Regions from separate parts of the Homo sapiens genome. Here region 2 is linked to region 1. A link is an interaction called in ENCODE POLR2A ChIA-PET data of the cell type or tissue named here. Cell type or tissue: PC-9. All regions are shown on one strand. Each heading gives the region's core, and the rest is flanking DNA. Links, peaks and the distances in the headings are about the cores only. Region 1 overlaps ELF1 (E74 like ETS transcription factor 1). Region 2 overlaps ELF1 (E74 like ETS transcription factor 1).

Region 1 (15,530 bases), core at 5,497-9,496:
ATAAGGGCTACTCAAGATATACTCCTTTAATAACAGTTAAAAGATGTAGCATCCAATTAAAAATGTAAAGGTCATCTTTGTACTCCTTGCAAATCAAGTGAAGATTTAAGAGAATATTTTCACAAGGTCAAACATTTTAAATTGTCTATACAAAGAAGACTGAATCTTCTAAGTCTGCCTTGATTCTAGGTAATGTTACCTTACTCCAAGATCAACTGAGCAAAACCTCCACATTTATATTCTGGAATATAAAAATGTAAGACTGAAGTTTGCTAATAAAAGTAATCAAATAATAATTTTTATTGGCTTTGAAAGGGCTGCTAGATTTTATTATGGTTCATGTTCTAGAAATTCATGACAGTATAAACAGAAAAATGCTACAAATATCCATATAATTTTCTGCCTTCCTCCCATACTCCCATTCTAAGTCAGCTGAGACTAGTCCCAAATTTCTGCAGATCAGTCTAAGGCAGACAGATCCTCTCAGTCAATTTGTTGTTTAGCATCTCATCCTGGGGCTCTGAGGCAAATCTGATTTAACTGAAAAAAAAAAAAAAAAAAAAAAAAAAAAAAAACAAACCTACTTTTTCAACTTCTGCCACTCTAAAAGAGGACCTTAGATTCTTGGCCTCCCTTCCTATTTGAACTTTAGAATTGTTCGAAGATAGGATCTTCCAAGGAATAACATTTATTGCTTGGAACTCTATGCACTCTCAATGTCCTAATATGTCAATTTATGTTGAATTTTTGAAGCTTCTGACTTGGCCTGAATAAAGATTTGAAACCCTGGATTTTCTCCCATCTAGATAATTTCTTATATGTATCAATCCAGTTATACAAAGGTGTAGTATTTGACAGAATAATGCCAGTAATGTCAAAATGTAAATAAAGGGACCAGTGGCATAATCAGAGGACTGACATAATAGTAACTGCTCCTGAAAAATCTGGTAACCAAGAATTCTAGCTTGAAACCTTTATACTTTTATTTTCATTTCTGAATCTTGACCCACTTAACAAATAATGTCTCTGGTCAGAAACATATTGAAGTGATAAGCATCAGTAGTTTGGTTTTCTCACCTAATACTCTGAACGGAAGAATTTAATGTTTCATCCTGCATGGTACTGGTTCTAGCTGCTTCTCCCTCTGGGACAGCCTGTACTGGCTGTACTACATGAACAGTCCGGAAGAGCTGGGTAGGATATGGAGACTGCGTGGGCTGCACTGTCCTCAAAACTTCTGATGGTTGTGCAACTTCCACAGGATCTTTGGGTTTTGCAGCTTTAGAATTCCCTGGTTTTAGAACTGTAGTGGCTCCTCCTTTTACCCCTGGACTTGAAGATACTCTCGACCGGCTGGTTTGATTCCTATTTGAAGTGGCTGATGAAGATAGCGATGGATCTGAAGACTCTATGCTGGAACTTGGATCCTCATCATTTATATATATAAGATCTTTTGGCATTTCTTTAAACTGATACACCAAGCGCTGACCTTCCACTTTTGCCAGAATACCCCTTTGGTAATAGTACCTATTCAAAGCAGACAATTTCATCAATCAATCAAACATCAATTAAAATATTCAACAAAATCAAATTTCCCTAATCATAAACAAAACTTTAAAGTTGGAATCAAACTAATGAGAAAAGAATTTCTAAATAAAGGGCTGTTATTTTATATGAGATAAACATACATTTATGCACAGATAGAGATAAGTTCTTATTACCAACTAAATCTAAAACTAATGCTGATTGGGGGACTGTTGATAAACTATGTGGAATCCTCTGGTCTTTCACTTTTCTTCCTCTTTCTGCTAACTTATTTACTTATTTATTTGGAGACAGAGTCTTGCTCTGTTGCCCAGGCTGGAGTGCAGTGGCATGATCACAGCTCACTGCAGCCTTGAACTCCTGGCCTTAAGCAATCTTTCCACGTCAGCCTCCTCAGTAGCTGGGACCACAGGCGCATGCTACCACACGTGGCTAATTTTTGCATTTTTTGGCAGAGACTGGGTTTTGCCATGTTGCCCAGGCTGATCTGGAACTCCCAGGCTGAAACGATCCTTCCTTCTCAGGCTCCCAAAATGCTGGGATTATAGAAGCGAGCCACCACACTCAGCCCCCCTCTGCCAACTTGCCAGGATAATCAAAACTACCAAAAGCCTCAAGAAATTGTTTCTCCTCCACGGCTTTCTAGAAATGTTCCTACTAGGCAAATTTTATCAGTTTAAATTTGATTCAATAAATTTAAATTGGCAAATGTATCAGTTTAAATTTGATTCAGTAAATTTGATTGACTTTTGTGTATAAAATTTAACCATATGCAATAGCAGTGATCCAACTTTTGTCATCTATTTTAACAAAATCAAGAACTTAAAAAGTGTATGTTAAAAAAACCCAAAAACTGTAATTAAAGAGTTTTAGTTTAAGACTGCTAAATTTTATATCTATATCTGTCTATCCCCTAAAAGTCATTCAGATCGTTCTTATTTCCAATACATCTTTCTCAAATACATGCGTATCTTGAAGGATAAATGACAGAATCACCGAAAAACGAACTAAAAGTGAGCTTAAGAATGTTACTCTTGTTCAAAATTCTCATGATTTCTAGTAGTACTCCTGAAGCACTGATTTATTCTACTATAATAACTAACATATCATACTTGCAATTCATGTTTGAGAATGCACCCTCTTTTTTTTTGAGACAGGGTCTCACTCCAGTTGCCCAAGCTGGAGTTCAGTAGTACAATCTGGATCACTGCAGCCTCAACCTCCCGGGCTCAGGTGATTCTCCCACCTCAGCCTGCCGAGTAGCTGGGACCACAGGTGCATACCACCACGCCTGGCTAATTTTTTGTATTTTTAGTAGAGACAGGGTTTTGCCATGTTGCCCAGGCTGGTCTTAAACTCCTGGACTCAAGCAATCCACCGGCCTCAGCCTCCCAAAGTGTTGGGATTACAGGCATGAGCCACCGCACCTGACTGAAAATGTACCCTCTTATTATGTATTTGCATTACCACTATTGGTGCTTTGCTGAACTTAAGCTTAGTATTTTTTTTTACAATTTAGAAAATGATATTCTTAACACAATAAAATACCAAAACTTCGCATACCTGAGTGCTCTTCCCATGGTCTCATAATTCATATCAGGTTTGTTTTTGTGCTTCCCCCACAACCTGGACACTGCTTTAGAATCCACCAATTTAAAAATGCCTTTCTCTCGCTGGGTCCACTTGATGTATTTAGGACAAGTAGCCTTGTCCTGGAGCAGTGCCAGTAAAAACTCCCAAAGATAAATTGTGTTTCCTGAAACAAAAACAATTTCTTTCTAAATGACCAAAATTTCATTTAAAAGAACCTCAAAAAAGACAACTAAAAGTCTTAGAAGTGCCATTTATATTTATACAAAAATATTACATAATTCAGTTAGTATTGGTGACATAATTTAGTTAGTATGGGTGATATAATGGTCATAATTTTTAGCATCTAATAAAGATCTTTTTATGAGTCCCATATAAAATATGTGAACAAAGCAATCTTGTCATAAGATTTGTGATGATTTAGGAGAAAGTACTTTGAGATAATTTTTTTCTGTCTCTTTGTGAACTCTCTCAACAGTAGTTCTCTTTAGATTAGAGCCAGCAGGTCGGCCATAACAGTTTTCTTCAAATTTGGGCAACAGTTATACAAATGCTTGAATTTCAAGACAACATATTAAAGGGTCTATGAACTGAAAATCTAACCTGGTTAAATTCTTCCAAGAGTCTCTTTATTAAATGAAAAGAATAGATTATTTTGACAGGTAAGTGAAAATCACTCAAACGAGTTTCTTGGTCTACTTTACTATCAGTTTTAAGAATTTGGCAAATGTATCTAATAAGCATGTGGCAGCAATAAGATCCACTGCAGTATATCAAGAAAGCTGGTGGTTTCTAGTTATAATAGGTAGGCACTATAAAGCAATCTGAGTGTTATTTGACCTATAAGTATTACACAGTAGTACCCTTTCCATCTTTGTTTTTCTTCTTCACAGATATATTTGGCGTAGTGGCTGGGGAATCTGGTCGTGGTGGTTTAGTTTTTCTTCCTGAAATAAAAACAGCTCTGCATAAATATTTGCCTTCAAAAGTGAGAGAAAATGGACAATTCAGCTATTTTGTCGTTTACCCTAAATTTCAAGTGCCAAATGTTTTTATACATGGGTCACATATACAGGTCTCTTAAAATGCTGTTTACTAAAAGGAAAACAACTTTAATAAAACTTGGACATTAATGCAGGTTAAACCATAAACACACTTATGTAAGAAATGATACCTTTGACACCTCAGTTTATATCTGTAAAAATGAAGTTAATTTAAATTACTATAGCTTGCCTTTGAAGTACCCATACTGGTAGTGCTTTCTTAAACTTTTGGAGAATGCTCTTGACATTGGTAGAACGTGGGCTCCAAAAATAAGCCATACAGTTTTGTCTGCCTATTAATTATACAAGCTTTTTAAGGTAGGAGAAGTGGATTTTTAGCTTTTTTCTCTATTAAATAATTTCTGTATACAGTTAGTTCTCAAGTATAAGAAACTTCCCAAACTCTAGAAATACAGAAAATATGTGAGGCAAAATTTTGGTGAACCACATAGTTAAATGCTATCCTCCTGTGTATTTCTAAAAACATCTCGTTTTTCTGTACCTTTCAATTCACAACAAACTTCATAGTTACCTTACCCACCATCAATGTCTAAATAAGTCCATCCCAATAGCCTCAGAGTGGGGTCGATAAACTATTCTAAAGCCGTATTTGTGATCTTCTTTTGCCAAGTATCTAGAACCATGGCCTAGCAGCGCCACTGCCTTGTATTTAGGTTGAGATCATGATCATGCTGTCTGAACATACTACCATTCTATATGTGAGAAACAATGAAGAGTTACTACCTCCTACCCAAACATCCTTGAGGCTGCCGCTCTGGTTTAGATTACTGTGGTGAATTACAGGTAAATATAACACAGGGCAGGGCAATAACTTAGAAAAGCAGAATTTTACAGCTAAAAAAAAAAATCACAAGGTCAGTGACAATTTATCCCCAGAAATGGAATAGGAAAACATTTCTGAAGTCATTTGGGTGAATGAAAGGAAGGGAGAAAAGTGTCAAAAAGCCCGCTCTTCAGTCTCTAAGACTGCCAAATGTATGCTAGTCAGCCAAGTATCTCGACTTTCATCACTGGAGACATCTGCAGAGAACCCTTCATGAGACAGATTCTTCTGGCTGTGTTCATGACAACCAGTATTAGAAGCCAACACTTCAGTAACCTCCACCTTATTTTATGCTATTAATATATACCAGCTTAAAAAAAATAGATATCGTCTTTATTTCCACTACTTTCCTCCACTAGCTTTAGTCACAACAGATGCTGCCAGTAAAAACTCCCAACCCAGTATCCATCCTCTCCAACATCTTCCTAATCATTCAAGGTGGTAATGTACAAAGCTTCAGGTGAATTACAGCTTGGTTAGATATAGAATTTTTGTTTGGCAGTGGTTTCTTCTCAGCCCTTTGAAGATGTCTAATTCTTCCAGCCTCTCCTGAGAGCTTCTAAACTGCCAATCTAAAAAAAAAATCAATCCTCTTGAAGTAATGTAGTTTCTCCCCGGTCGGCTTCTTTTTTTTGAGTGGGGAGAACTTGAAGAGAGGTCTTTGGTGTTCTGCATTTTTACCAACAATGCATTTAGGCCTAGATTTATTGTAGCTGAACTACTCAGGATTCACAATGCTGAGGATTAATGTGATTCTGGAAAATTCTTAGTCACTATCTCTTGAATATTGTCTCTTCCTCACTTTTTATATTCTGTTTCTGGAACTTTGATTAAACATGTAGACCTTTTCATTTAATTCTCCATGTCTGTAACTGTTTCATATTTTTTAATCCACACTAAATTTACTGGAGTTTACTAATTCTTTCTTAAGCAGTGACTAGTCTATGTTTTAATCCACACATGATGTTTTCAATTTCATTTCATTTTTTTGTTTTTGAGACACAGTCTCACTCTGTCGCTCAGGCTGGAATGCAATGGTGCGATCTTGGCTCACTGCAACCTCTGCCTCCTGGGTTCAAGCGATTCTCGTGCCTCAGCCTCCCAAGTAGCTGGGATTACAGGCACGTACCACCATGCCTGGCTAATTTTTTTCCATATTTTTAGCAGAGATTGCGTTTCACCATGTTGCTCTCGAATTTCCGACCTCAGGATGTCTGCCCGCCTCAGACTCCCAAAGTGCTGGGATTACAAGCATGAGCCACTGAGCATGGCCCAATTTCATTTCTTATTTCTATAAATTCCATTTGGTTCTTTATCATACCAATAGTTTTTCAACATTAAGTAGGATATTAGCCTTTTATTTTTTAAGCAGCTTTATTGAGGTATAACTGACATATAATAAACTACGTATGTTTGATGTTTACAATTTGACAAGTTTTGACTATGTATACTAACACCACCACTACATTCAAAACAATGAATATATTCATCACCCCAAAAGTACTTTGTGCCCCTTTGTAATCCTTACATCTCGCCCTTCCTCACCCTGCCCAATCCACAGGCAACCACTCATCTGTTTCCTGTCATTATAGATTAGTTGGTAGTTTCTAGAGCTTTATATAAAAATAAAACTGACCCTCAAACAAAACACAGCTTTGAACTGCACAGGCCCACTTATATAGGGATCTTTTTTCAATAAAGTTACATCAAGTGTGCCTGTGTCTCCTGCCTCCCCTTCCACTTCCTCCATCTCTTCCACCTCTGCTACTCCTGAGACAGCAAGACCAAACCCTTTTCTTCCTCCTCCCTCCTCAGCCTAGCCAACATAAACACAACAAGCATGAAGACCTTTGGCCAGGCATGGTGGCTCACACCTGTAATCTCAGCATTTGGGAAGGCCAAACCAGGAGGAATGCTTGAGCCTAGAAGTTTAAGACCAAGCTAGGCAACATAGTGAGACCCACCTCTACAAAAATAAAAATTAAAAATTAGCTGGGTATGGTGGGGCTCGCCTGTAGTTTTACATGGATTTTTGGCTGCAGAGGCTGACGGCCCTAACCCCCACATTGTTTGGGGGTAAACTGTAGAAACATATTTTTTCTTCTGGCTTCCCTCTTTTAGCACAATTATTTTGAGAGATTCATCCATTTTTGTTGAATGTACCAATCGTATATTGTTTTATTGTTGAGTGGTATTTTTACTGTGTTGATAAAAGTGCCACTGCACTCCAGCCTGGGTGAGAGAACGAGACTCCATCTCAAAAAAAAAAAAAAAGATACACAAATGTTCTTAGCAGCATTATTTGCAGTTGCCCCAAACTACAAACAACCCAAATCCCATTAACTGCTGACTGGGTAAACAAATACTACATATTTAAGAAAAATTTGTACATAAATGGCCAGGCAGGGTGGCTCATCCATGTAATCCCAGCACTTGGGAGGTCGAGGCGGTGGACCACTTGAGGTCAGGAGTTCAAGACCAGCCTGGCCAACATGGTGAAACCTCATCTCTACTAAAAATACAAAAATCAGCCAGGTGTGGTGGCACATGCCTTTAATCCCAGCTACCTGGGAGGCAGAGGCAGGAGAATCACCTGAACCCAAGAGGTGGAGGATGCAATGAGTTGAGATCAGCCATTTATGTACAAATTTTTCTATAAACATAGTTAATCCTGGGCCTGTCTTAACCTGGGTTTACAACTAGATTTTAAACTACCACTAACATTAGGAATTGCCAGCCAAGTAATTAACACAGATGTAGCCCCAGGACTGTAATAACTATGGGGCACCAGGCAGAAGCTCTTATAGAATTGCTCAGGTGGGTTATACATTCAACCTAGGCCATACAAGATTTCCTCAGATAAAGCCCCGTTGAAGCTGAACTCACATTTTGGTATCACAGAATACATGAGGAAGACACTTTCTGAGTGAGAAGCAGTAGACTAGGAAACCCTAGGATTAGTTCTCTAAGAATCACACATAACAGAATTATTAAATAGAAACTTTACATAGTATGATTAGAGGTTTTAAAGCAAAAGAACAAAAACATGGTCGAAGAATAAGGCTATTAAAAAAGACTAGGTGGGAACTTCCTCTTCTAGTCAAGATGGAATAACAGAACATGGATTTATCTTCCCACCTGAAACAATTAAAAACACAGAAAAAAAGGTATGAAACAATGGTACTGAAGAAATTGGACATCGGTCAACAAAAGCCAGTGATCCCTGAGAGACAGGAAATAAATGAGGCAAGTCCTATGACTGCCCCACCTTAATACATGGAGAAAAAATTTTTTGGAAAGCAGTTTGTGTTTCTGAAAAATATTTAATGTACACTTAACATGTGATCCAGCCATTCCACTACTAAGTATTTACCCAAAAGAAATTAAACCAGAATTTCTCCACTCAGAGGCCTGGCTGAATGGGACCCAAGCTTCCTTGACATCTGTCTGTGCCAATGGGTGGATTTCTTTCCCCCAAGAGGGTATATCCCTTCAAGGGTCCCAGTTACATGCTGAGGTCTCTGTCCGATACCCCATCTTGCGTAGCCCAAGACCTAAGCTTCTGCCTCAACACGGACAATAAAACCAGAGCCCCTCGGCATATCCTTCTCAGCCCTTCTGAGCTGCTGCAGTGTCGGCTCATGTTTACTATTTTTATTTTCCTCTTCATTTTCAGCTCTTGGAATTTCCCTGACTTTCACATGAACTTAGGTTACTGGGTGGGTGGTGATGCTATTAATCAAGACATTATACTCAAAATACTAAGCAAGCATGAGTAGAATCAGAAGGCAATAAAATGGAAAAGGTGTCAGACTTTAGAATGCAAGTGTGGTCCTAATTGGCAAAAAGTTAAAAATTCCCACTCAACACATCCTAAAATACTCCTCTTCAGTTACTTACCTGCTGATTTCCAACCCATTGTATTTTTCCAACTGGAGTCTTATACTGGAATCACCGGTACAGACTGGAGGCTTTCAAACAATAACCCCTGGGAAGGAAGCTGACTAGACCTTACCCAAGGACAAAAGGGTTTAGATAAAAATTTGAGGCTTTAAAAAGTTGGAAAATCCCTTTTCTGTAAGATAGACCAAACTTTTTAAAAGTATAAAATAATTTAATTATTATCATTATTTTTTTGAGATGGAGTTTCACTCTTGTTGCCCAGGCTAGAGTTCAATGTTGTGGTCTCAGCTCACTGTAACCTCCACTTCCTGGGTTCAAGTGATTCTCCTGCCTCAGCTTCCCAAGTAGCTGGGATTACAGGCACCTGTCAACATGCCCGGCTAATTTTCATATTTTTAGTAGAGACGGGGTTTCACCTTATTGGCCAGGCTGGTCTCAAACCCCTGACCTCAGGTTATCCACCCACCCCCACCTCCCAAAGTGCTGGGATTAAAGGCATGAGCCACCGCACCTGGCCCAATACTTTAATTTTTTAAAAGAAATGATTCTACTATGAAGAAATACCTCTTTTTCTTATTTATTTATTTTTATTTTATTTTATTTCTTAGAGATAGGGTCTCAGTCTGTTGCCCAGGCTGGAGTGCAGTGGCATGACCTTAGCTCGCTGAAACCTGTAACTCCTGAGCTCAAGGGATCCTCCACCTTGGCCTCCCAAGTATCTAGGACTACAGGTGCCTACCGTGCCCAGCTAATTCTTAAAATTTTTTGTAGAGATGAGGTCTTGCTTTGTTGCCCAGGCTGGTCTCAAACTCCTGGCCTCAAACAATCTTCCTGCCTCGGCCTCCTAAAGTGCTGGGATTACAGGCATGAATCTCCGTGCCTGGCCAAGAAATAACTCATAATTTCCATTTTGTGCCTTCAATGTTTTTCTTACATAAGTTTTAACTGCAGCAGGAAAGAACTATGTAGAATAAAAGTGATATCTAGATTTCACACCAAGACTTGACTATGCGCCCTAAACAAAGTAACCCACCTACCTTTTTTCCTCTTAGGCTGTTCTGGTGATGAGGCTCCCGGTGAGTCTGCATATTTTTCTTGCACCTGCTGTGTTTCCATCACTTCAGGAATCCCATCTAATGTGACGGACACATGGGTGACTGGGGCAACAACCATGTCATCTTCAGGTGAACTAAATATATTATTATCTAATGAAAATAAAATCAACTAATTATAGTCCACTGTGTATTATAAGTTAAAAAACGATTGAGAAAATTTCTTGTTTCTATTATGACTAGAAGATTAAAGTAGAAATAAAATCTTGAAATCTATTCCTGCGTTTAAGTTCCCCTTCCCAAAATCAAATACCCTAAACCAGTCCAGGCACGGCGAGCTATTTCAATGTCTTTCTTACTTGACTTCCTATCACCAGTCTGTCTCATCTCTCCTCTTGATTATTCACATTGCTGTGAGAGTTATTTTCTGAAACCTAAGTCTGACCTGACCATAAAATTAGGGGAATAAAAAACAAAACTGACATACCTTTCCATAGTTCATAGGAAAAACAAAAAACAAACAAAAAAATAATCACAACCCATCTCTATAGCATGCCTTACAAAGCTTCTGTAATCTAGTTCCAAACCTACCTTTCCAATCTCATTTCCCACCCACCATGAAGCTTACACTTCAACCACACCAAAACATCTTGATCTCAAAGATTTCATTCATTTTTTTTTTAACAGATCTGTGTCTTGTATCTTTAACTCCATTCCCTCCAGCTTGAATGACCTTTCATGTCTCTTCTACCTATTAAAAGCTTGTCATTTACAGCCCAGGTCAGAATACTCCTTCAATGAAGCCAGTCTCTGATATTCTCAGCTAGAATACCCACTGCTACTAGAGCAATTCGCTATCACTCTTGTGGCCTTTATTCTTGGCTTTGTAGTTATTTACATAAGTAACTGTCTTCAAAATTAAACTGTAAGCTTGAGGAAAGGAACAGTATCTGCTCATTTGTATCTCATGTTATTGCCTAATTATTGCTGCTGTGAATATAGCAAATATTGAATAAACATTTTAGACTGATTTAGCAATAATTTACTTTATGAATTTGATTGCTTGTCAGAAAAGCCCAAAGGAGAACAGGAATTTTAAAGCAGATCAATAATGTGGCAGTGAATTTTATGCCATGATGTGTCAGTAAAATTTTCAATAGATTGTTGCCTATTTGCTGATAACTACAGAGATGACTAAATTATAATCATTTGGGCCCTTGATACCCTAATACTCTCATCAATATGTTAAGAGAAGAAATTCTGCATGATCTTCTATTTGGTAAGTAATAAATTACATTTTTTTGTTCCCAAAGGCTTCATTCTCAAATTAAAATGTCATCTTTAACTCTACGTTTTTGCAAAGGCACCTCAATTCCTACTATACCTTAAAATGTGATTGTAACAAAAAATATATAACATCATTTCTAATCTCTTGATTTTACTAATAAAGAAAGATGGCAAGAGTAACTTAACAAAGTACATAAACATAAACAATCATAATCACTCACTTATTCGTTTTTCATCCAGCATAGGGCCAGGGGAATCCATATTGAGGAGTGCCTCAGCAGCCTCAATAGTTTCAATTGTTTCATCCCCGTCATGACAAGAAGCTTCAACTGCAACACATTTAAAGAGAAAATTAAATTAACTACGAGACATCTGTTACTCTGAAAGTCATACACCGCTTATCTCTAGAACCAGAATACATCATTTAATATTTTAGTTTATATATATATATAAACTATAAACACACAAAATCATACCAAACCTGGCTGGCGCAGTGGCTCATTCCTGTAATCCCGCACTTTGGGAAGCCGAGGCAAGCAGATTGCTTGAGGTCAGGAGTCTGAGACTGGCCAACATGGAGAAACCCTGTTTCTACTAAAAATACAAAAAATTAGCTGGGCGTGGTGGCACGCACCTGTAGTCCCAGCTACTCAGGAGAGTGAGATAGGAGAATCGTTTGAACCCAGAAGGTGGAGGTTTCAATGAGCTGAGACTAAACCACTGCACTCCAGTCTGGGTGACAGAGTGAGACTCTGTCTTAAAAAAAAAAAACAGAAACTATTACATTAAAAAATCAATATTTCCTTAATATTAAATAGCCAACCAGCATTCAAATGTTCAATTGTGTTAAAAAATCATAAATGGTGGCAGTGCAAGGAAAGACAAGACAGTTTTTTGCTTAAATCAAATTAAGTCTGCATATTGCAATTGACTGATACATTTCTTAACTTTCTTTACATTTCTGAGTTGCCATTCATCTGTCTAGCTTTTTTTACTTTGCAATTTATTTGTTGAAGAACTCAGGCTGTTTATTCATGTAGAATTTCCCATAGTTTGGATTTTGCCAACTATATTCCTATTGTGTAGCTTAACATGTTTTTCTATACCCCCTCTAACTGAGTAGTCATATCTGGAGGCTTGATGAAATTCAACTTTAATTTTTTTTGGCAAGACTAAAAAAAAATTTATGTATTTTGATGACAGCTCAAAATATAATCTAAGCCTCAAATTTCATAAAATCATTAAATCTTTTTGGTTTTGCTTTTTTTTTTTGAGACAAGGTCTTACCCTGTCTCCCAGGCTAGAGTGCAGTGGCTCAATTATAGCTCACTGCAACCATAAACTCCTAGGCTCAAGCAATCCTACCACCTCAGCCTCCCGAGTAGACAGGACTACAGTCTCAGGCCACCATGCCCAGCTAATTTTTAAAATTTTTTTAGAGACAGGGTCCCGCTATGTTGCTCACTTGAATTCCTCAAGCCAGGCCTGAATTCCTCAAGCCAGGCCTTGAATTCCTGGGCTCAGGTGATCCTCCCTCCTTGGCCTCCCAAAGTTCTGGGATTACAGGTGTGAGCCGCTGCATCTGTTCAAATATTTTTATTATGAAAATTTTAAACAAAATAAAAATTGTGGAGTATAGTATATATAATGAATCCCCATGTGCCCATTCCTAGCTTCAACTATTATCACCAAATGGCCAATCTTCTTTCATCCATACCCCACTCACTGCCCTCAAGTCCTTACCCTCTGTACAGGATTATTTTGAAGGAATCTAAAATACCATATTTTATCTCTAAATACTTTAGCATGTGTATCTAAAAGATGTCTAACACAATACTACTATCATATCTTAAATATACTAACAATAAATCTTTTTTTTTTTTTTTGAGACAAAGTTTCAATCTTGTTGCCCAGGCTGGAGTGCAATGGTGTGATCTTGGCTCACCGCAACCTCTGCCTCCCAGATTCAAGCGATTCTCCTGCCTCAGCCTCTTGAGTAGCTGGGAATACAGGCATGTGCCACCATGCCCAGCTAATTCTGTATTTTCAGTAGAGACGGGATTTCTCCATGTTGGTCAGGCTGGTCTTGAACTCCCGACCTCAGGTGATCTGCCCGCCTCGGCCTCCCAAAGTGCTGGGATTACAAGTGTCAGCCACCGTGCCCGGCCTACAGTAATTCTTTAATATCATCTATTATAGGCTGAATGGTATCCCCCAAAATTCTATGTTGACATGCTAACCCCCAGTACCTCAGAATGTCTTTAAAGAGATAACTGAGTTAAAATGAGGTTATTAGTGTAGGCCCTAATCCAATATGGTTAGTGTCCCTCTAAGATGAAATATGAACACTGGCAGGTACAAAACATAAGACCATGTGAAGACACTGGAAGACAAGTCACCTATAAGTCCAGAAAGAAGCCTCAGAAGGAATTAACTCTACCAATATCTTGATCTCAGACTTCTAGCTTCCAGAACTGTGAGAAAATAAATTTCTCATTTGAGCCACTCAGTCTGTGGTACTTTCTTATGGCAGTCCTAGCAAACTAACACATCATCTGAAGCGCCACCTAACACGTGTAAGAACAAAAATGTCCTATCCTTATCTCTTTCTTCCCCTAGAGCTTCTCAAAGGCTCCCCGTCACCCCCACTGTGGAATAACGAAGATTACAAGGTTCTTCCCTTTTTCATGACATTGCTCAGAAAAGGATGGAAGAGTTAAACAAAGCTTTGGTAAGTTGGGAGGTAAGGCAAAGGGAAGAAAAAACACAAACAGAGAATCTGGTTTCCTCTCTGAGAACTAATGCCTTCCCTGATGACTAGAACTAGGAAGAAACACTCCTTCCGGAAAGACATTGGTCCTCAACTTACAAAGACTGTAGCCTTACCCTAAGGCTTTAAAAGTTATATCAGGATACACTGCTAAACCCCCACTAACTACAAGCCCAGATACATGCATAGTGGTGTTTATTCTGTTACACATACAGATCAGACAGCAATGAATAGAAACTTCTAACCTGATTAGTCCAATTCCCTCACTGGTAAGGGAAAAGTAACTCTAGATTCAACAAAAAACTTTTATTGGTTTGCTCTGAACAAAAAATGTGAATACATGCAAAAAATGCTTTGTTAAAAAAAAGGGAGTGATATGGCTTGGATTTGTCCCCGCTCCAAATCTCATGTTGAATTGTAAACCCCAATGTTGGAGGAGGGGCCTGGTGGGAGGTGACCGGATCGTGGAGATGGATTTTCCCCTTACTGTTCTTGTGACAGTGAATGAGTTCTCATGAGATCTAGTGGTTTGAAAGTGTGTAGCTCTCCCTCTCCCCACGGTCTCCCTCTCCCCACGGTCTCCCTCTCCCTCTCTTTCCACGGTCTCCCCCTGATGCCGAGCCAAAGCTGGACTGTACTGCTGCCATCTCGGCTCACTGCAACCTCCCTGCCTGATTCTCCTGCCTCAGCCTGCCGAGTGCCTGCGATTGCAGGCGCGCGCCGCCACGCCTGACTGGTTTTCGTATTTTTTTGGTGGAGGCGGGGTTTTGCTGTGTTGGCCGGGCTGGTCTCCAGCTCCTAACCGCGAGTGATCCGCCAGCCTCGGCCTCCCGAGGTGCCGGGATGGCAGACGGAGTCGCGTTCACTCAGTGCTCAATGGTGCCCAGGCTGGAGTGCAGTGGCGTGATCTCGGCTCGCTACAACCTCCACTTCCCAGCTGCCTGCCTTGGCCCCGCAAAGTGCCGAGATTGCAGCCTCTGCCCGGCCGCCACCCCGTCTGGGAAGTGAGGAGCGTCTCTGCCTGGCGGCCCATCGTCTGGGATGTGAGGAGCCTCTCTGCCTGGCTGCCCAGTCTGGAAAGTGAGGAGCGTCTCTGCCCGGCCGCCATCCCATCTAGGAAGTGAGGAGCGTCTCTGCCAGGCTGCCCATCGTCTGAGATGTGGGGAGCGCCTCTGCCCTGCCGCCCTGTCTGGGATGTGAGGAGCGTCTCTGCCCGGCTGCCCCGTCTGAGAAGTGAGGAGACCCTCTGCCTGGCAACCGCCGCGTCTGAGAAGTGAGGAGCCCCTCCGCCCGGCAGCCACACCCTCTGAGAAGTGAGGAGCCCCTCCGCCCGGCAGCCACTCCGTCTGGGAAGTGAGGAGCATCTCCGCCTGGCAGCCACCCCGTCTGGGAGGGAGGTGGGGGTCAGCCCCCCGCCCGGCCAGCCGCCCCGTCCGGAAGGGAGGTGGGGGGGTTAGCCCCCCACCCGGCCAGCCGCCCCATCCGGGAGGGAGATG
Region 2 (15,530 bases), core at 4,132-8,131, 61 kb after region 1:
TGAGTATATAAGGTGAGGGGAAGGGAAAATCTGGGGGGGAAATAGGTACAGATAAATCCAAAAGGAGGCTGTTCCAGGTAAAGCTGATTTACTTAGGGGTAACCTCAACGCCTTCATTTTGATTTAATTTTGACTTTGAGCCAACTGAAATGTGACACTGTGTACTGGGATTTTTAAAAACATCCCCTTTATAAATAGAAATACCTGGAGAAGAAGAAATAATTCTTCCTATATTGTCTTTTCCTATATTTTAATAGTAGATGGCCTGCAGAAATCATATCAGGGCGAGGTGCAGTGGCTCATGCCTGTAATCCCAGCACTTTGGGAGGCCAGAGTGGGTGGATCATTTGAGGCCAAGAATTCGAGACCAGCCTGAGCAACATGGCGAGAACCCATCTCAACACAAATTAAAAATTAGATGGGCATGGTGGCATGAGCTGGTGGTCCCAGCTACTTCGGAGGCTGAGGTTAGAGCCACTTGCACTCCACAGAGCAAGACCTTACCTTAAAAAAAAAAAAAAAAAGGCAAGTCCCATCTCAAAAAAATAAATAAATAAATAAATCAGTGTCGTCTATATTCTTTTGGACAAGCACTCTTTAGGGACCTATCTGCCAGACACTTGTGGGTAAGGGAGAAGGGTAGGAAAGCAACAAGTAGCTAAGAAGACTTTCCCTACAGGCGCTTACAATCTATCAACTAAGGCAAATGCAAATCATAGTAATATGTATGCTATAGCAGAAGTGGGCAAAGTTCATTCTCCCATGTAATTCAGTAATTATTTACTATGTCCCATCTCTTAAGATTATAAGCTACTTGAAAACAAAAGACATATAATAAATTTTTCTATATATTAATAAACACAGTTTAAAAGAATATTAAGTAAAGTGTATATTAAAAAGTCAAACTAGGTCAAGATCAAAGGACCTTTTATTTTCTTAATATTTACTTACTAAAATTCTTCATTAAACAGTAAAAGATTAGTGTTTTCATATGTTTGTTTTAGCATTCTATAGAATTTCACATGATGCATGTACTTGCTTCCCAGAACCAACTGGTGGTAAGCTAAGCTTCACTGACTATTGTCAAAGTGACGTACATATATGTATTTTTCTGATCCAAACTCAGAAATACATCAACACCCCCCAACAAAGAGCACAAAAAAGGGAGGTCTGACATGTAAAAGGACACTCAAAAACCCTATAAACTATTTTCCACATGTCTACCTAAGTTTTAATAAACAAAATAACTATTTGGTTCTTCTAAAACTCCTTAAAAATTAAATTCATATAGCTTCATAATTTTTCCTTCAATCTTAAAAATTAAATCCTTAAATTTGACTTTGATCATTTAGATTTATTGTTTAAAAAGACATAGTAACTTCTATCAATTTTTGGCTGGAAAAACTGTTAATATATAAACTTTATAAGACATTCCTAGAATGGCCAGATCTAAGCTAAAGTCCTATTTGTGAAAATTATTGCTCTGTTGACAAGACGACTGCAATTTATAACCCTCCAATCACTGAGGCACAAAAAACTTGGTGACAACAGAAAATAATACAGGGAGAAGCAAAAAGTAATAAAGAGAATTATTATTTCCATTTATTCAGTGGAGATATCAGGACCACAATGAATGGCTAGACATTTTTTCCAGATTGAAGCCAAAAGTAAGAGATTTTTGATGCTTAGCGAGCTAAAATAATTAAGCTCTTCAGCTACATTTTTTAATGGACCAATATGTTATCTCCACTTTTAACTAGGATGAAAACACTAATAATTTCACTAAGATATCTCATTTCCATAAACAGCAAAAACAAACTGGGGGTGGGTGGAGCTGAAGTACAAAATAACTTTTACAATAAAATTATTTCTTAGAAATAAACCATAAAGGCAACCTGTAGAAAAGATTCACATTATAGTTCTTTAACCAGTTTATGATTCTAGAAAAAAGAAAATAAATATCAGGCATGTATTTATTCCCCCAACAAGTATTTATGAAATCTACTATATGCCATTTACTGGGTATACAAAAATAAAGATAAATAAGATATGATCCTTGTCCCAAAGTGGTTCAACATCTAAAAAGAAACAATGTAAACAGATAATTACAAAACAATGTAAATAAACAAGTCAACCAAAAGATGACAGAATGAATAGAGAGGGGTAAATACCTGTGAGAACCTGAAAAAACTTCATAAGGAAGTAACATGTTACTTATTTCTAAAGAAATAGCCCACATCTGTTTTTTTCCAAGGAGAGAGAACATGAAAGGAAAGGGGGTGGGGGATATTCTGGGAAGAATAAGCAAAGGTGACCCTAAAAGTTAAAATCACTGAGAAACAGGTAGAATAGGAATTTAATGAAAACAAACCTTTTCCCTAACATTAGGGATACAGGATCTACCATCAGAACACCTGCATTCAAGTTGTAGTTGAACATCATTTACTAACTGTATTTTCTTAGATAAGTCAACCTCTATAACTTTCCATTTCATCTTTCATCTTGAAGTTGTACCAAGTAAGAATTTACTTGGTAAACTACAAAATGCTTTGAAAGTTTTACAGAATCCTGATATACTAATACATAAAAGTTAATAATTAGATACTAAAATTTCAAGATCAAAATATTAGCCTAATATTTCATAGTGAATTTATATCAAATATATGAATTCAAATGCCAATTTTTTTATGGCCTAAAAAATGTCACAAAAGTAAATACCTTTTAAATATGTAAAAGATATATGTTCCTATTAGGTGCTGTAGCAAACATCTAATTGCCACCACATGATGCATACAATCCATATAATACCAAACAAGCCTACAACGTCCCTCGAATCAACAAGTGACAAAAGTTTAATAAAACTAGCTTTATGCTTAACTGGTCTCCCCAGTGGCAAATTAAAGCAGCAATTGTACATCTGTGTCTCTGTTCCTCTCATCGTGGTTTAACTGACAGGAAGCACAGAGTAAGATATGGCACACAAATGTCAAGTATTTCCTGCCTTCTCTGTTACATCTTTATGTCTTGTTTTATAAATAGTCCAATAGTTTGTGTGAAAATATATGAAAGTACAGTAGCACAAACATATAAATGGTGAAGAGTGTTTATGCAAACAGAGCCAATAAAAAAGTATTTTGGTCTTGGGATCTAAGATTCAATATGCACGCAAAGACTCATTTATAGTCTTTTGAAGAAGTATTCTTAGGAGCAAACACCACACAAATTAAGATTTGAAAACCACAATGACTGAGTAAAAAACCAAGTGTCTAAACAACAGAACAGGCCCTCAAACTATTTTACCCAACTGTTTACATAAGTAACACTTGACCACCTTGATATGTGACCCTCCCCCCAACCTCTGCTATACCTATCCAAAAAAAAAAAAAAAAAAAACCTACCACAAAAAAAAAACAACCTTTAAGCAACTGACTATCAACAAAGCAGGACTGATAACTTGCATCTTTGATCTTTGGTCATTTTTACCATGGCTTCTTATCAGCACTCTCCTGTACTACAATTTATATCCCCCAACCAAACTATCTCTACTCCCTTCTCACTTCCTGTATATCCCAAACTTGGCTCATGTTATTTACTCATATATATTCAACTATATACAACCAAATAGAACTCTGTTCTCCATAGGTGAATCCTGCCTGCTTCAAGTCATGTTAACCAACCTTCCAGTTAATTATAACTAAGGTGTGCTCACCTTTCACCATGCCAAGCTGCCTCCCAAACTAATAATCAATCCTTAAGAATGAATTCAATTCATTACTCATATGATTCATATTCTGTATCATAAACTTGGGCAAAATGCAGCTATCTTATCCATTCATATTGGTCAATATTTACCTAGGCTATAATAAGCATAAGTTGCCACAATTACAATTCCACCAGAGTTTAGTGCTATTCCATTCTAGGTCAATGTCCAAAACCACTCTTCATATTTTACTTCACAGAAGTCCATCTTCAGCTTCCTGTGACCTCTCTTTCCTAAAGAGAACTTAACATATACCTAATAATCAGCTGTAAGCATGGTAGTAGGCTCCTGAAGTAACATTTCTTAAATGAATGGCTTTGAAAAACGATTTCATTTTTACCCAGTATTTTTCAACCAGAAGGATCTTGCTCATTCTTTATAGGAGTCTAAGAATTATTAGTGCCTTCCTAGCATATCTTTAGTATATCTCTGCTCTCACTTGTAAATGTATTGGCTAAATTGTCCCCAATATCTAGGGAATAAGGAGTAAGTGTTCCCCAAACCATGAAGGAAGAATGAAGGAAGAAGAACATCACCCATTTCCTTACACATTAGCTCCCCTCCCCTATCCTCTGGCTCTGATGCTTAGTGAAATAACCCTAACTGGGGGGCAGGATGGGGAGTGAGTTGGGGAGTCTCAGAGCAGCTGCAGAGAACCTAGTGTCCATCACCTACCCAACAATCAAACACAGTTAACGATGTGTAACTGTTCTGTTCTACCAAGGGCAGATAAGTATTACATCTTCCTTTCAGTTTATTCTTAAGACTAACAGGTTGTAAATTATCCTATAACAATATGCAAGTTTTTCTCTGATCTACAGATCAAAGGATCAGGCACGATGTCTAGTTTGCAACGTTCATACCATGAAAACATTTTGAATAAAATAATTTACACAATATACCTTATGTCTAAATACAAACTTTTTAAGTTGCCCTTCAAACTAAAACACATGTAACATTAATTCGAATTAATTATTCAAACTTAAATCTAAAATCTTAATGGTATTTTTCCTTATAATTTAGTACATACGTACATTTTGTATAGTATATTTTAAAACTTTATGTACATAGCATGCTGTATATATTCTTCCAGCATACTTTACCCAAGTTTATCTAAAACATAAAATTTTGAATAAACACAATGGCTATTTGGAAAGGAACTTTAAACATCAAACCCTCCTTAGAACTTGGTGCTTAGGAAAATATTAAACCTTACTCAAGACAAGTCATGATTATTATTAGGCTTCCACTATAACAGAGAAATATCTCGGATGCACAAAGCATCCTATCTTCAATGATGCCGCTCACAAAAAGTGTTCCTCCCTGCTGCAGAGTACAGATAATACACCTCAGAAACGCCCTGTGTGGAGGTCTTAGCAGGAAGCCCAAGGGGCTCAACTCAACAGTATCCTTCTAACCTGCTTATAACTCATTTCTTTAATTCAGTCTGAAGTTAAATAATATGCAGCAACTGAAAGCTCTTTCAATTAAGAAGAACACAACGGGAAAATGTAAATCAGAAAATGCCTAAATATAAATTGAGTCTACTGGAGGAACTTCATTTGAAGGCACATTCCACATATTATTATTAAGTATCAAAAAATGATTGATACCACTGCCAATTCCTTTTGCTGTAAAAATAAGGTTGCTATACAAACATCCCTTAGCCTACTGGAGAAGCCAGTAACTGCCCCCTCCTGCTATTCAACTTCCCTTTTCTTAATCACAAAGGCATCAACTAAATGGAAGCACTGAGACTCAGAACCAACGCCTTCACTTTCTTTGACGAATGTTGATTTCCTCATTAGAGAGGTGCCAAAAACAGAAAAATACTGTGTTATAAGCTTGTATTTAACATAAACTTTAATAAAAGTATATTTCTTCCATATAACATTTATTTAATCAACCCCTAATTTTTAGACATTTGTATTATTTCTAATGCTGCATTATTCACAGCGATTCACAAAATGTAATCCTCAGACCCACAAAGGATCCAGAGACCCTTTCAGGGGGCTCCTGAGATCACAACTCTTTTCATAATAATGGCAAGGTATTATTTGGCTTTTCCACTGTGTTGACACTTGCCCTGATGATGCAAAAGCAAAGCAGGATGAAACTGCGAGTGCCTCTGCCCTGACCAAGGCTGCACCCTCAAGCCATGAGTCTACTCCTTACCACTGGGCACTCACATTTTAAAAAGGCGACTTCACTTAAGAATGTCTTTGAAGAAGAGTAAAAACTATTTTCTTGAATCTCAACCATTAAATACATATGTTTTTAATATTCTGAGTGATAAAATTGGAGGTACAAATAAAGTACTACTTCTGGCATAAACAGAAATAGCATTGTTGTCTTGAGAAAAAGCATTTATGCTATTATTCTTCGACCTGTGAGCCAAACTAGCTGCTGCTTTCATGAAATGTAATTTTTACTTAAAAGAACTAATTATTATTCAGAATTGGATATCTGGCAGAAATTTTTCCAAAAATTAATAAAGCATGCCCATCACTTCAAGGAAAACAACTAACAGCAATTGTCACCAATTATAAAATGCAAGCTTTCAACTGAAAATCAGAATTTTGGAAAACTTGTATGTATCTACCGCTTTGACTCTGTTGGCTTCTCAATACACTTAAAAGGCTTTTCTGATGAGACTGGTGTGATTTTGATACTATGTCAACATTTGCAATACCCAAATGACTCACGCATGATGTTACAAAATCTTGCTTAGGTTAAAAAAAAAAAAATCAATCCATTCAAAGTACAAGACAGACCTATGGATTTTAATGTTACAGGGGACAAAAAGTTCATTCATAGGTTTTCAGAATCTCATTGTTCTAACTTTTAAAAAACTAGCATTTGTTGATGAGCTTTGGTGTAGTATCAAAGAATATCCACAATTATCTGAAGTGGCCATTAAAATACATCTACTTTTTGTGACTAGACATCTGTGTGAGGCTGAATTTTCTTCATATTCTTCAACAAAAGCAACATATTCCAACAGATTTCATGCAAAAGCAAATATGAGAATATAGCTGTCTTCTGTGAAGTCAAAGCTAAAAGATTTACACTCTTCTCAGTACAGCTTTTGTTTTGGGAAACATATTTGTCTTTTTTGCACTTTTTTTTTTAAAAAAAACAGGGTCCTGCTATGTTGCCTGGGTTGGACTTGAACTCCTGGGCTCAAGCAATCCTCCTGCCTCAGGTTCTCAAGTAGCTGGACTATAGGCTTGGGTCACCATACCTGGCTCAAACTTGTCCTTTATAAAAATAATTATGTTAAAATGTAATGGGCGTATTATTTTTAAATAAATATATTAATATTTTTCAAGTTTGTTTTAATTTCTAACATTGGTTAATATTGGTAAATGTAACCCACATGAACCAAAGCTCTTTGGGAGCCTCAATTTTAATAGTATAAAGACGATGCAAAGATCATAAAGCTTGAAAAAAAAAAGTATAAGGTTTGAGAACTGCTACACAATCACAACGAACGATTCAAATATCCTTACAACTGAATCTTTGGTCCCATCCTTAAATTTTCTTTAGGATACCTACACCAAGAACTGAAAGGCACATAGACTTTCAAAGCATTTGATATCATAATGCCAACTGCCCTGCAGAAGATTTTTTCAGTTTATACTGTTAGCAACAGAATACCTGCATGGACATTTAACATCATTTGCAACAACCCACAATGCTTGAACTACTGCCAATATGATGGATAAAAACACAGGGGGGCTATTTGACTTTAATTTGCATTCCTTTGCTAGAAAGTTTAATATATTTTAATTTTAAATGTAATACTTTAATATACTTCCCAATTTTAAAGAATTGGTTATTCTTCGTGGAAAGGGCTAGGAGACACAAGTAAATAAATGGTAAAGGTGACAGTCTATGATTTTTCTCATTGGGAAAAAAAACTTCGAATTAATGTTTTTACTCTAGTTCTGGTTTAGAAAGCTTGCATTTTTTTAAACTTCAATTTAATAATGTAAAACTCTAAGAATGATATTTAAATTACTAGTTGCAATAGTGCAGCAGTTCTCAAACTTTTTGGTGTCAAGATCCCTTTATATTCTTAAAATGTATTGAGGACCACAAAGAGCCTTTGTTTTCCTAGGTCATATTTATCAATATATGTTTTTTACTTACAGGATATTATTACTTATTATATGCCCTTTAAAGGAGTCTTTTCTCAGAATAGCATATTGAAAAAAAAAAAAACTCCCTGGGATTTTTTTTTTCCTTGATTAAAAATAATGCTGTTAAATATACATGCTTTGGGCCAAGCATGGTGGCTCATGCCTGTAATCCCAATATTTTGGGAGGCCAAGATAAGAGGATCGATTGAGCCCAGGAGTTTAAGACCAGCCTGGACAACATAGCCAGACCGCATACCCACCAATAAAAAAATAAAATAAAAAAGAAAGAAAGAAAGGAAAAAAAAAAAAAACACAGAAAAGAAATTTGCACGTCATAGTGGTATGCACTTGTAATTCTACATGGGAGGCTGAGGTGGAGGATTGCTTGAGCCCAGGAGTTTGAGGCTGCAGCAAGCTATGATTGTACCACTGTACTCTAGCCTAGGCGAGAGGGCTACACCCCTATCTCCCCCCCACCCCCCCAAAAAAATACATATAGGTATGAGGTGTATGTGTGTGTGTGTGTGTGCACACTTTCCTTGCCTTAGATCACATGTAGCACATCGAAAACTAATCTAGTTTATCTATGTTTCTCTAATCTTTATATAATTATAATACATTTTAAATGGAGGTTAATTAGTAAAATATATGCATATAATTTATGAATAGTTTTTATTTTTTGTTCATTGCTATATCCCAACATCAAGAATAATATGTAACAGGCAATAATTGCTGAATGAATCAATAATAATATAGATCAAAAGGTATATAATAAAAATTTAAGAGACCTCTAATTACATGACTTTATAGGAACCCTCAGACAATGAAATCTTATGACTTCTATTTCCATTTGTTCTTTGTCCATGCCACTGCTTATACATACACTATGGGAAGTATTTCAGGAAAGAGAGCCAAGGGATGATGAAAGTAAAAACCTGGGTTAAGATCTATGTTTTCACTTTCTATAGCAGTTTCCACATTTACATTGTTAAATTTTGAAAGCTTTACCTGAAGAATGTATATCTAGTTTATAATGACAACAACAAAAATCACTAAAGATTCAGAAATTGCTACCATTACAGTAAGAATTCTAAGGAAGCTACATGAAACACTGATCAGGAAGCAAGATGAAACACTGAATATACCAGTAAATCTGGTTAGATTCAACAATCTATTAGCTACTTAAAAGTTCATGGATGTTAATACTATACTAATTATTTTATGAATGTTTTTGTTTTGAAATGTGTTTTTGAGAAGTATTTGAATGTGGGATAATTCTGAAGATGAAACCTAACTAAATTACTTCTAGGTAACTAAAGCTCCAATTTGTTAATGGATCTCAACTGGAAATTACTATTTATTCATCTAGAAGTATGCCTAGATCTTCTTAGTTATTTGGGACAGACACACAGTCTTATAACACTTACATCTGAATCTACCCAATCCCTCTTGCTGAAATAGGCAGTTAACTTTTTTTTTGAGACAAGGTCTTACTTTGTTGCCCAGGTTGGAGTATAGTGGCACGAACATGCCTCAGTGAAGCCTTGACCTCCTGGGCTCAAGTGATCCTCCCACCTCAGCTCCCCAAGTGGCTGGGACTACAGTCACTCACCATCATGCCTGGCTTATTTTTGTATTTTTAGTAGAGAAGGGGTTTCATCGTATTTTGCAGGCTGGTCTCAAACTCCTGGGCCCAAGTGATCCACCTGCCTTGGCCTCCCAAAGTGCTGGGATTACAGGCTTGAGCCACCGTGCCTGATCCCATTTTTAACTGATGCAGAGTTTTCATTTTTTTGAAATAGGAGGGTCTCACTATGTTGCCCAGGTCTCAAACTCCTGGGGTCATGCATTCCTTCAACCTCAAGTTCCCAAGTGGCTGGGACTACAGGTGCATCTCAGTGCCCCTGGCTCTGATGCAAAGTTTATTGCCACATTCTTTCAAGTCAGCTTTTACTACCGGTCAAATTAAACATTATTCCTCAAGATACTTATAAATGTGGGGCAAAAATAAACTATAGCTTACAGATAAAAATGTATTATGAGGCCAGGTGCAGTAGCTCCCACCTGTAATCCCAGGACTTTGGGAGGCTAAGGTAGGCGGATCACTTCAGGTCAGGAATTCAAGACCAGCCTGGCCAACATGGCAAAACCTCATCTCTACTAAAAAAATACAAAGATAAATTAGCTAGGCGCCATGGTGGGCACCTGTAATCTCAGCTACTTCGGAGGCCGAGGCAGCAGAATCACTTGAACCCAGGAGCCAGAGGTTGCAGAGAGCCGAGATTGTGCCACTCCACTCCAGCCTGAGCGACAGAGCAAGACTCTGTCTCAAAAAAAAAAAAAAAAAAAAAAAAGAGTATTATGAAACAGTTAAACCAAAGAGGATTCATCTATCTACCACCTAGCTTTATATTTTACCATAGTTTGTTTGTTTTTGTTTTTCTGTTTTGTTTTTAAGAAAAAAAGGTCATCTACAGTTAAAGCTTCCTCTAATATCCCTCTCCAGTCTCATTTTATTCCTTCTTTGACTATTCTAAGTTTGATTTTTTTTTCTTTTCTTTTCTTTTTTTTTTTTTTTAAGAGACAGATTCTTGTTTTGTCACTCAGGCTGAAGTGCAGTGGTGCAATCATATTTCACTGTAGCATTAACTCCTGGGCTCAAGCAATCCTCCTGCCTCAGCTTCTCGAGTAGCTGGAGCTACAGGAGTGTGACACCACACCTGGCTAACTTAAAAAAAAATTTTTTTTTTCTACTTGTAGAGACAGGGTCTTGCTATGTTGCCCAGGCTGGTCTCGAATTTCTGGCCTCAAGTGATCCTCCCACTTAGGCTTTCCAAAGTGCTCAAATTATAGGCATAAGCTACAGTGCCCACTTGTCAACTATTCTAAAATTGGTATCTTCTCTGTTATATATTTTTATAACTTTACTACATATATATCAAGATAGTAGGATTGCTTTTATATGCATAATTGGGAACATGTATTTATTAAAATTTATTTTTTATTCAAAATTATGTTTGAAATAACTCTAGTTAACAAATGACAAGCATACTGAATTGTTTCAGGGGTCAAATATATTGTTGTCTACAGCTTACCCTGAAATGCATCAACTGTCCATCTGTTTAGGGTCCTGGAGGATTTTACACCCCAGGGCAATATACCATAGAAAGATTCTGAATGGGTTAGAAGTCATCATCGGCAGATATCTGATCCTAGGAAAGATAATGAAGAACTCTAAATTACATTAAACTATCTATACTCTGCAAAGCCTTCACATCCCTCAATGTGAAGATACTGCTCTACAGAACTTCTACATTTATGTCCCGGGGAACCATGTACAAGTGTTCCCAAGCTCAAAATAATCTAATGCCATCAACAAGAGAGAATAAATACATTCTGGTACAGACAAACAATGGAATACTATATTGCAACGAAAAGTAACATAAGTCACAAAGCTGAATGAAAGAAGCAAAGTCACTACAGAATATATGGTGTGATTCATGTGTATAAAGTTCAAAGAGGTAAAACTATAAAGAAAAGATTATCGCAAAAGTCAGCATAGTAGTTATTTTTTAAAGGAAACAAACATGAATAGGAGTGGGGGCCTTCTAGGGTAATAGACATACTCTATATTTCTTAACATGGGTTGTTTCTCAAGATACTTATAAATATGAGGCAAAACTGTTTAAATAAAATACAAAATATTTACCCATGTTGTAACACTTTATAATTTTATTTAAACTCTATGTTTTATATATATTTTCCTACATGCACATTTCATTTTTAAAGAAAAAATAATGAATTGCCCCATTACAATACTAAACTTCCATTTAGTATTTTGATATAAAAAATAAGATGTACATAAATTGTTACACTTCATTTTAATAGTTTTATTATAAAATTTTATAGTTTTACTATTTATGGGATTGTTTTCTAAACCCAGAAACTAATTTTCTTTAATTATATTTATATTTTTAAAATTGTACCATGTAACAGCCCAGACATAATGATCACTATATGACTGGGCATCTATCACGTAGATACTGCAGCATGTAAAGTCATACTGGTGCCTGCTACTTTGAAGAGCTTCTAATATATAGAGTAGAACACAGGACGAGGACAAATCACATGAAAACACAAACTTAAAAAATAAAAACAACTTCTCTAAGTGGTTACCTTTGGACAGCAGGACTGAGAGTCAGAAGGGGCAGAGGAGGCAGGCTCCTTTTCATTATAGACCTATGAATTAAATTTTGAATGGTGTGCATATATCACTTTGATAGCTTTTAATATAAAAATTGTTAAACCAATCTTCATACAAACTATAGAAGGCAAGAGGGCTCTGACAATGAGGATGATGTTAATACCTGGAAGAGAAGGAATCAAAACATTTCTGCATAGAAATTTGTATATCCAAAGCTCAGCTGCATAATTTCTCCCTCTCTGTCAACAAAGCAAATAGCACACAATGAGTTATTTTCCTCATATAATAACTTAAGGTGCTTAGAACCATGACCAGAAAAGACATTTGTAGTACTGCTCAACAGCCACTTTTATTATAGTATACAGCTCATTTGACAAGACACAAAAAACTCTTTTGTAGGTTCTCCATACTAATGGAAGGAAGATTGTTCAGATAGTTGGAAACTGTCCTAATCATTGGAGTTGACTCAATAATGGTACTAACTTAATTTCAACCATTTATATGAAGCAGCTCCTAAGTAAAGGAGCAAAATAGTCTGGCTAATTTATGGAAGCAATGATTATCTTCAAACAATTCAAATGAGGGGAATTTTCTTCTCATTTATCCAAGTCAGTGAATACCTAACAATGTCCCATTAGATGAGATGTAATGTTAGGCAAAACCTACAAATATGCAATCAAAGATGCAGTTAAATATCTGAAGAAGCTTCAAAAATCATATCCAAGCATTACAGGGTTAAAAAAAAAGTTACTTCCTCCCAGACTCAAACAAGTACATACTATTGTGCTAGTCTTTAAGTCACCCCTGCCCTCCCCCCAAAAAAAGAAAGAAAACAAAAATATTACAAATAATAATAGTGTATTTCTCAAGAGAGAAGAGCTTTCAAAAGGCTGTAAATGCCACCCTAAATCAGTAAGGGGGTGTTTTTCCTAAAGCCCCAGGAGTAAGAGTATGGAGAGGGAAACCAAGAAGCAACAATTGGAACCAAAACAACTAACACTGGAAGAGTTCACTGAGAAATAAAAAATAGGTTAATTACATTAAAAAACAAAGATTATTTATTATGGCCAATATGGCAGTAGGTTTCGGGGGTGGATCAGAGAAAAGGAAAGACGGATAGCCACATAGTTGAACAACATATAGCACAGCAAAAAAAAACAGACTAGAGAAAGGGATAACTGGGATGGGAAAGGAGCCCAAATGGGTTCTAATACTGATAATAAAGTACTCTAGTTGCTTTCCTTCCTTACTAGAGGCTATGGGCTTCAAAATAGCATTGCTGCCTAAAACTTCAAATATTTAAAGGCAAAATAGCTAATTCCTCTTCATAGCCTTAAACCTGTAAACTCTCTTTCTGAAAATGTGGCATATAAGCACCTATGTCATAATCATTTAGGGTACACAGTAAAAAATGCTGATTGTTTAAGCAAATCCTACGCCTAATGAATCAGAATTTCTGAGTTAAAACTGGGTGATTCTTTGTTACACCAAAGGTTGACAATTACAGCTTTAAAGGTAATACTATCATAGTATTACCTACAACATGCAGACACCAGTCAGAGATTAAGCTGAGGGCCACATGCTTTTTAAAGATGTGCCATCTTTAACTTCAGCAAGATGGCCAACTGAATTTGTCACGTAAGATGGCAAAAAAGAGTAGCCAAAGGTTTAATACAACAAATAATACCTGTCTACTCATATGTGCTTGGTACTTTGTCAAAGGTTGAAAAAGACAGAAAAACAGAATAAAACCTTTCTCCTCTCAAACAGCGTATATTCTTATTCTTATTGACGAAGACACTCTTCTTAACATAGGTAAATGCTATTCAACGTTCAGCATTCATCATTCCTTCAAGATAAACTCTCCTGAGTATTCTTTCAGTCATCTTTTATCTCTAGGCAATCTGAATCTGAATTTACCTAGTCAGTGGTTGGTTCTGTTCTTTACTTCACTTGTTAACAAGCCCTGTTTTCCCAACAGGAATTTAAGTTTATGAAGATAAAGCCCATGTTCCTAGCCTTTTGTGCTTTTTGTTTTTTAGGACAATGATGGCCACACTGTGGACGATTTCGCACCGAATTGAGTTAGGGCACTCAGAAATTTAGGAGATTCAGCAGTTATGCATAAACCATTAAAAATCTGAATTTCAGACCTAGAGAATTTCCAACCACCCCAATAAAACACACCAAAAAGTTAACAGACAAAAGATTTTGTATATACCAAACAATTCTCTTATTTCAAAGGAGGAGGAGAAGATGTGACAAAGATAAATAAAATGAGATTACTATCTTATAATAAGGTCAAATTTAAGATAAGTGTAATGTTAAAGCTTAGACACCTCTGGATTTTGTAAAGTCACATGCAAAGTTTTACACATACACATATTTTAGTATAACAAGGTATCACATTAAACAATATTTGCCCTCCTAAAAGAATATGAGGCAAGGATGGGCACGGTGGCTTGTGCCTGTAATCACAGGACTTTGGGAGGCCGAGGTGAGCGGATCACCCAAGGTCGGGAGTTCAGGACCAGCCTAACCAACATGGAGAAACCCTGTCTCTACTAAAAATACAAAATTAGCTGGGCGTGGTGGCGCATGCCTGTAATCCCAGCTACTTGGGAGGCTGAGGCAGGAGAATTGCTTGAACCCGGGAGACGGAAGTTGCAGTGAGCCGAGATTGCACCATTGCACTCCAGCATGGGCAACAAGAGTGAAACTCCGTCTCAAAAAAAAAAAAAAAAAAAAAAAAAAAAAAAAAATATATATATATATATATATATATATATATATATGAGCTAAAACTAAAGCAGAAATAAAACTGTCTTTGTATCTAGAAGCTCAAATTTAATTCCCACCTCTTCATATTTCCATCTAAAGCCATCTTAAAATAAGCAGTCATGAACAAAAAAATTCTAACAGTGAAAAACAAAAAGTTGTTGTAGAAATAAAATGAATGCATCATCTTTCTGATGAAAAAGAAAACTACATTTTCAAAATCATTGGTTGATCCATTTGGTTGCAACTTATCACCAAGATTATCACCAAACATCTTAATTAAGGTTTTATTTACTCTTAAGGAAATATAGAGCATTTCAAACAAAGCATCACTTGTGACTGGCACAAGCAGTTCCAGACTGCGAAGCCCTGCCATTAGGTACTGCATGACCTCAAGCAAATCACAGGACCTCTGTGGGCCACTGTTTCTTCATCTATAAAAGTGAGGCAGTTGGACAATCTTCAGTCACTTTCAGCACTAAAGTTCTATAAATCACTAATTCTAAATTTAATTCTGATGGGTCAGTTCAAACTTACATTCAATCTTATGGAAGGAAAAACGTGGAGAGGGAAATACTTAATAAATTGTTCTGGTCTTTTCTTGGTTCTCTTCTTTTTACCCCCCCTTCTCCCTTCTCCTTGA

Evidence for each region. Peaks named below come from ENCODE experiments on the same cell type or tissue, not always from the same donor. Only the 100,000 strongest peaks of a DNase experiment are listed, where the experiment ranks them.
Region 2: POLR2A ChIA-PET joins it to region 1 with 7 read pairs; 6 of 35 experiments call an interaction of 5 or more read pairs at or near these places.

The regions. Positions count from the first base shown.
Region 1 is chr13:40,939,844-40,955,373 of GRCh38, forward strand. ELF1 (E74 like ETS transcription factor 1) reads right to left here. Exons shown (of 9, transcript NM_172373.4): 4 at 11,486-11,593; 5 at 9,963-10,130; 6 at 3,999-4,082; 7 at 3,109-3,301; 8 at 1,078-1,527. Among named protein-coding and RNA genes, the nearest start is that of ELF1, 72 kb to the right of the region's middle. In PC-9, for the core only: no CTCF peak of the experiment used is centred there; no DNase peak of the experiment used is centred there.
Region 2 is chr13:41,002,078-41,017,607 of GRCh38, forward strand. The region is part of intron 1 of ELF1 (E74 like ETS transcription factor 1); the gene reads right to left. Among named protein-coding and RNA genes, the nearest start is that of ELF1, 9.5 kb to the right of the region's middle. In PC-9, for the core only: no CTCF peak of the experiment used is centred there; a DNase peak (open chromatin) is centred at 6,464; H3K4me3 peaks cover 881 bases; H3K27ac peaks cover 2,051 bases.